Regions from separate parts of the Homo sapiens genome. Here region 1 is linked to region 2. Evidence: chromatin contacts called from ENCODE Hi-C or POLR2A ChIA-PET data. All regions are on one chromosome and are shown on one strand. The core of a region is the stretch at or near the end of the contact, and the rest is flanking DNA. Distances in the headings are between cores, read along the strand shown.

Region 1 (3,832 bases), core at 651-3,150, 270 kb after region 2:
TTTAAAATTTCTGAACTTAAAGAATGATCTGCAGAGATTAATCAGTCCAAATCTTCCTTTTACACACACAGATAGGGAGGCTCAGAAAGCGTCCCCTTTGGAAAAGACTGATCTATATATGAGCCTGCCTCTGTCTGTCTCTTCCAGGCTGTGTGACTGTGGGCAGATCACACTACCCTCTCTGAACCTCAGTCATCTTACCCTATCAGCCTGTCAGCCCTACCTAACATGGGTGCTGAGATGACCAAAGGAAATAATGTTTGTGAGGGCACTTACATTTTCCAAATCTTAGTTGCTATTATTACACTTGTTCTGTTTGTTGAGGCACACAGTGGAGGAGCTGAATCACAACCTCAGTGAATACTTGCTGGATCAACTGAATAAAGTGCAACACTGGGTGATCATTCTTTGTCCCATCTCTCTTACAGAAACTTGGCCCACATTAAAGTGCTCAGATTATTTTTTAACTTTTTATTTTGAAATAATTTCAAACTTATAGAACAGTTACAAAAATCACACACACACACACACACCCCTTCAAACAGCCTTCATGCCAGGTGCGGTGGCTCAGGCCTGTAATCCCAGCACTTTGGGAGGCCAAGGCAGGCGAGTCACCTGAGGTCGGGAGTTCGAGACCAGCCTGACCAACATGGAGAAACCCCGTCTCTACTAAAAAATACAAAATTAGCCGGGCATGGTGGCACATGCCTGTAATCCCAGCTACTCGGGAGGCTGAGGCAGGAGAATCGCTTGAACCCTGGAGGCGGAGGCTGCAGTGAGCCGAGATCGTGCTATTGCACTCCAGCCTGGGCAACCAAAGCGAAAATCCGTCTCGAAAAAAAAAAACAAAGACAAAAAAACAAATAAATAAATAGCCTTCACTCATATCCTGTTTACATTTTGTTTCATTTGCTTTTCTATTCCTTTTCTATTTTTTTTTGCTGGACCATGTGAGAACTAATTTCAGATACTATGCCCCTTTACCTCCAAATACTTCATCGAGCATATACCAGATACATTGGTACATGCATCTCGTACCTAGTACCAGAGCATTCTCTTACAGAACCACTAACTAATGATGATAAAATTCAGAACATTTAACATTGATATACTATTTTTATCTGATATACAGCCCACATTCAAATTTCTTCAATTATCCCAATATTCATTATAGCAATCTCCCCCTGTGATCCAGATGAAAGCCAGGATCAATATCAGGACCAAACACTGCATATGTTTCAATTTCATCTAGGATAGTTCTTCAACCTTTCTTTGATTTTCATGATATTGACATTTTTTGCAGAGTAAGGCTAGTTTGTTTGTAGAATACCCTTCAATGTGGATAACAATTTTTGAGGTACTACTTATTATGCATCCATTCGTTCCATAAACTCTTCCTGAGGACTGGTTATTACAGGACTCTGAGCAGGGCACTCAGGGTACTGTGATGAATTCTGTGGTATCCTTGCCTTCAAAGCATTCACTGGACAGCTACACACTGGGCAAACAGCTAAAATACAAGCAAGGACCCTAGAGGAAGGTGCCATGAGAGTACAGGTCAGAGCAAGAGAGCCACAGGGATGACTTCCTAGAGGCAGAGTGTGCCAGAAAGGATGGGCCAGAAGCACAGATTCCCAGAGTGACCTTCTGGGATCCTCTATAGCAAACATCTTTGCTTCCCCAGGCAGTGTGTGCCAAGGCTGAGACTGAATAAAACACGGAAGTCCAACAATACAAGGCCATAAACAGGAGGGAGTGGCCCAAAGCACCTTCATCTGGGTACCCCTGCCCAGAGCTATTAATATATGCATTTCCCAGAGAGTCAGCAGCTGTGGTGGTGAGAAGGAAAGGCCTGTGCAGGACCTGAGGTGTGGGAAAGGGTCATAGGCGCCACCTACTGGCCCCACAGCAGGCCTCCTGGCTGGCTGCCAGGAAACCTGTCACACTACAGCAGTGAGACACAAAAGTGGTTCAAATTTCTCAAACAGTGAAACAGTGTTGGTACTTGAGCCACCTTCTGTGAAGTTCAGGAATCTCACAAAATTTCCAGTAAAGAAGAGACAATGAAAAGCCAACCATAAAACCTGGCCTCCTCGGGCAAAGGTGTGGCCTTCACTCACTCAACAAAACTGAAGTAACATCTCCAAGCTAGCCTCTGTGTTGGGCATTGACAGACACCGAAGTCAATCAGACATGAATCTTGCCTACAAGGAGCTCTTATTCTGAGCTGGAGGAGGGAAAATGAAACAAGCGCACAAATAAGTGCACTAAGTATCACAGGTGCTCAGAGATGTTTACACAGGCTCAGGGAGCACAACTCACCGCCTTGCAAAGCTCTTGAATGATGGAGTTCAAAAGAGCTCACATTTCTTGAGCTGCCTACTACGCAACAGATACTTGACATTTATGATCTCATTTGATCCTCTGAAAGAAGCCCAAGTCTTACAGAGGGTAAATGACTGATTAAGATTACAAGGCCAGGCTGGGAACGGTGGTTCACGCCTGTAATCCCAGTACTTTGAGAGGCCGAGGTGGGTGGATCACAAGGTCAGAGGTTGAAGACCAGCCTGACCAACATGGTGAAACCCTATCTCTACTAAAAATACAAAAATTAGCCAGGCATGGTGGCAGGCACCTGTAATCCCAGCTACTCAGGAGGCTGAGGCAGGAGAATCACTTGAACCCGGGAGGCGTGGGTTGCAGTAAGCCAAGATCGCACCACTGCACTCCAGCCTGGCGACAGAGTGAGACTCCGTCTCAAAAAAAAAGAAAAAGAAAGATTACAAGGCCAATAAGTAGCAGCCGGGGATGAAGCCCAAGCTCTATGGAGCCACACTGCCTTCCAGGGCTCATATGCCCAATTCTTCCCTTCTTTCCCAGATTTAGCATGCGTCAGCACACCATAGTTGTCTGATGGGACCAATCAGCTGACAGAAAATAAGGAAAAGCCTCAAGTGGAAAGGAGTTTACTTGAGGGGTGAAGATACTTTCTGTTTAGTCCTGAAGCTTCCTAGAACCTTCTCTCTTGGAAGTTCTAGTTCCTTCTAGTCGCATGCTGAGAACATTCCAAGCCTATCCTTTCTTCTTTCTGGTAGTCTCCATACCACCACCACTACTTTCACATAGTACATATTCACATTTCAAATATTACAAATTCACAAGCAAATACAAAGCCTTAAAGTGTCCTTACCTTTAGGTTAAAACAAGCTCTGCAAACAAATCCAATCAAAGGGTTACAGGACAGAAGAAGTCATGGATCTCAGAAGGCTGGGCCGATTACAAGCTTAACAGAACCTAGGAGTGTAACGCAGCTGCCAAGAAAGCCAATGCAAGGTCGGGCCATATTAATAGAAGTATAAAATCTTTAACAAAGGGGATGGTTGCCCTGCTCCTCACAATAATGGTCATGCCACACTGGAATTCAGAGAGGGCACCAAAACTTTCTAGCTGTTTCATTTTAAAATGACTAGGATGAGGAGGAGACTTGAAACCACAGTTTAGGGAACCAAGGCTCATATAGCTTGGAGCTCTGTCTCCTAAGAGTTAAAAATCTGGAACAGGAAAAGGAAGCCATGTAGTCCTAGAAGACAGAGCTGGGACCAAGTGAGGGGAGTTGCAAAGGGAGCTAACACATAATGACAGCCCATCATGTGCCAAGTGCTATGCCAGGTGCTTTCACACTATTGCTTCAGAGCTCATCAGAAGATAAAACTGTTTTCTACTACTAATTACAAATTGTCTTTACTTACATTACTCCAACTGCCCAGAAAGTCTTTCTGCAAAGCTCCTTGTATACAAATACGACCTATCTCCAGACCCAAACTAAAGGCCA
Region 2 (3,509 bases), core at 206-2,705:
GTTAGAAGGAATGCCAATGGTTAACCTTGTGGTATTAAGCTTCCAGCTCAGGCAGATACTCTCTGGACTGGTTCAAGCTGACTGCCTGACTGTCCCTCCCTGCTGGCCCTAGCACCCAGACTCCAGATAGGCACACCACCTCACCCTTCAGAGCAGGGCTCTGAGACTCCACAAGTGGTGAGGACTTACCAGAGGAACTGAACTTGACCTCCAACCCAACCTTCCATTTGCTGGTATTATTCTGAAGCCCTCATGGCCCAGGGGCCTGCCTCAGGTAGCAGGTCTCACTCCTGCAGTGGAGGGGCCATAAAGTTCAGTTCATGATCAGCCCCCAAGCCAGGGGCAGCGGATGACAGGGCAGGAGTTCCATCTAGAGGAGCTCCTGTGTTCAGGCGTTCCTAGACACCTGCCTGCCCTTCTCCCATCAGCACTGGGGTATAAAGAAGGAAAGAGGCCTGAGGTTTCCAGAGGCCTCTACCTGCTGAGGTCTTAAGAGGACTCAACCCTCTGGGAAATACAAATAAAATCCTCAACCCTCCAAACAACTGAATGGACACCTCTTGGCCAAAGAGACCCCGGAAAAACTTTAAAATCCAAGTTTCCTGGCCGTGATGATAGGTCACTCACACCTCAGCACACCTGCTTCCTCACGAACCGTTACCAGGCTTCTTTCCCAAGAGCTAAACAGAAACCAGCCCTGAAAACCAAGAACAGGAGACTCCTTCACTGATTTCAATTTCAACCAATTCCGAGACTCCCTTCCCTTTCCTGATTTTGACATGACAGCTGATCAGCTTACAAAACATTCCTGGCTGATCAATGACTCTCAACCATGGACCAGTTCTGGCTGGTTTACAGAGGCAGCACACAAAGTGCTTTGGGTCCTGTGTTTCACATTTTGACATACAGAGCCTAATTCAACTGCATTTTAATGTCTCCACCCCGAAGTGAATATGGGACATATTTAACATGTTTTATTGGTACACATGTGTGCAACTCTCATGAATATTCATAAATCCTCTTAAAACTTATTAAATATATATGTTTAGCCAACTGATTTAGTGTAAAACCCCTGTCCCTTCAATTCCTAGCTTGTAGGTTGCAACCCATCAAAAGAAATAAAGCTCTCTTTTCCAAATGTAAAGATCTTATGATTTTAAGCCAATATAATTGAAGACAAGAGTAGGATCCATGGAGCAGCCCAGGTTCCCCCAGCCTAAGTGAATGCACAGGTGCCAGGTGGAGCCATTGACAGCTCATTTGTCTCCCTGACAGCTTTGGGAGGAAGGTGGGTAAGCTCTCCCCGATCTAAGATCTCTCACTTTTGAATTGAGATCTCGAGGACTTCATTTTTTTACCCTGATCCCCTCCATCCGGACCCTGCAAGTGCCATCTTTGTTGGTCCCAGGTTTCTAGATGGGGAGGTTGGGGGCAGTTAAGCCTGACTCATCCGGCGCATCAGCCCATCAGGTTTGGTGAGGATGCTTGCCCTCTAGTGGCACACGAAGGAATGTCTTATGCTTTTCTGGGGAATCTAGATTCTAAGGAGACAGTCCCAGACCAGCTGCCATCAGGAACATGCATGTTTCAGAATTATGAGAAAAAGTCTTGTGAATATTTTGGATCCTGGAAAAAAGCTAACCTGGAACAATATAAAGATTTATAGGCCAAAATGGAGAACTTTTGGCAGAATGTCTGACATGCCTAAATTAGTTTATTTGCATGCACAATAGGGTTCAGGACCTCTCAGAAGCAATGGGAGGTCTTTTTTTTTTTTTTTTTTTTGAGACAGAGTCTCACTCTGTCATGGGGAGTGGAGTGGAGTGGCACGAACATGGCTCACTGCAGCCTCGACCTCCCAGGCTCAATCATCCTCCCACCTCTGCCTCTCAAGTAGCTGGGATTATAGGCATGCACCACCACACCCCACTAATTTCTTTATTTTCAATTTTTAATTTTTTATAGACCATGCTGGTCTCAAATTCCTGGACTCAAGGAATCCTCCCACGGGAGACCATTTTTCAGTGTTATTATGAGAGCTCTAAACACAGTTGGGAGTCTCAGATAACCTCCTTAAATGAGACTAATTCAAAACTGAAGGAGTCTAATTCAAAACTTGACCAGCATATTCAAACCTATCTGCCACTATTGGACAGGTAGCTGAAGACACTGCAAAAAGCCTTATAGCCCAACAAATTGAATTCCCTGGCTCAAGTAGTAATAGATAATTTAATTGCTTCAGATTTTCTTTTACCCAAACAAGGAAGAGTCTGTGCAGTGGCCCATAACACCTGTTGCACTTACATCAACACTTCAGGTGAAGTAGAAACTCATATAGGGTTGGGCACAGTGGCTCACACCTATAATCCCAGCACTTTGGGAGGCTGGGGAGGGAGGATTGCTTGAGCTCAGGAGTTTGAGACCAGCCTGAGCAACATGGTGAAACCCTATCTCTACAAAAACTGCAAAAATTAACCAGGCATGGTGGCACATGCCTGTAATCCCAGCTATTTGGGAGGCTGAGGCAAGAGGATCACTTGGGCCTGGGAGGCATAGGTTGCAGTTAGCCTAGATCACGCAATTGCATTCCAAACTGATAAAGCAAGACTCTGTCTCAAAAAAAAAAAAAGAAGAAAAACTCATACAGAAAGAATTTCCAAACAAGCTAAATGATTACAAGAAATAAAACTACTGATCCTATCAATGATCTGTTCAGTTGGCTTTCTACCAAACAGAAATTCCTTTCAAGATGCTATTGAAGGCTGGGCGTGGCGGCTCATGCCTGTAATCCCAACACTCTGGGAGGCTGAGGCGGGTGGATCATCTGAGGTCAGGAGTTTGTGACCAGCTTGGCCAACATGGTGAAACCCCGTCTCTACTGAAAAATACAAAAAATTAGCTGGGTGTGGTGGCGACACCTGTAATCCCAGCTACTTGGGAGGCTGAGGCAGGAGAATCGCTTGAACCTGCTAGGCGGAGATTGCAGTGAACCGAGATCACGCCACTGCACTCCAGCCTGGGTGAGAGTGAGACTCCATCTCAAAAAAAAAAAAAAAAAAAAAAGGTGCTATTGAAGTTTTTGTTATAATTATAGTCTCCATCAAACTTTTCTTCATAACATTTAAATTACTTATAATATGGGACAGGCATGGGGGCTCAAGCCTGTAATCCCAGCACTTTGGGAGGTGGGCAGATCATTTGAGGTCAGGAGTTCAAGACCAGCTTGGCCAACATGGCGAAACACTGTCTTTACTAAAAATACAAAAATTAGCCGGGCATGGTGGCATGTGCCTGTAATCCTAGCTACTCGGGAGGCTGAGGCAGGAGAATTGCTTGAACCTGGGAGGCGGAGGTTGCAGTGAGCCGAGATCACACCACTGCACTCCAGCCTCGGCAACAGAGGGATACTCTATCTAAAAAGTAAATATAAATAAATAAATAACTTATAATATGTATAACCAACTGCTGTAAGTCTGCTGCTAAAACCAGAATTATGCTGGCTCAATGCA

The links. Hi-C counts contacts between places; a loop is a spot of excess contacts on that map. ChIA-PET counts read pairs that join two places held with the same protein, here RNA polymerase II (POLR2A). Pooled maps may share reads with other maps.
Region 1: a loop to region 2 is called in a map of endothelial cell of umbilical vein, with 3 times the contacts of the local background. The contact joins two enhancer-like sites. A Hi-C loop is called at or near these places in 2 of 168 maps with a recorded cell type or tissue (endothelial cell of umbilical vein and vagina), 1 of 37 single-sample maps with no recorded cell type and 11 of 50 pooled maps. POLR2A ChIA-PET finds 5 or more read pairs at or near these places in 2 of 52 experiments (AG04450 and activated CD4-positive, alpha-beta T cell).

Annotation. Positions count from the first base shown.
Region 1 is chr11:72,412,456-72,416,287 of GRCh38, forward strand. All of the region lies in intron 2 of CLPB (ClpB family mitochondrial disaggregase), which reads right to left. Among named protein-coding and RNA genes, the nearest start is that of CLPB, 20 kb to the right of the region's middle. RefSeq lists enhancers at 1,611-1,660, 1,711-1,820. Within about 2 kb of position 1,901, at least 9 of the 41 ENCODE cell types and tissues checked have a DNase peak (open chromatin) inside an H3K27ac peak, as active enhancers do.
Region 2 is chr11:72,142,701-72,146,209 of GRCh38, forward strand. No RefSeq gene overlaps it. Among named protein-coding and RNA genes, the nearest start is that of FOLR3, 8.7 kb to the left of the region's middle. Within about 2 kb of position 1,456, at least 5 of the 41 ENCODE cell types and tissues checked have a DNase peak (open chromatin) inside an H3K27ac peak, as active enhancers do.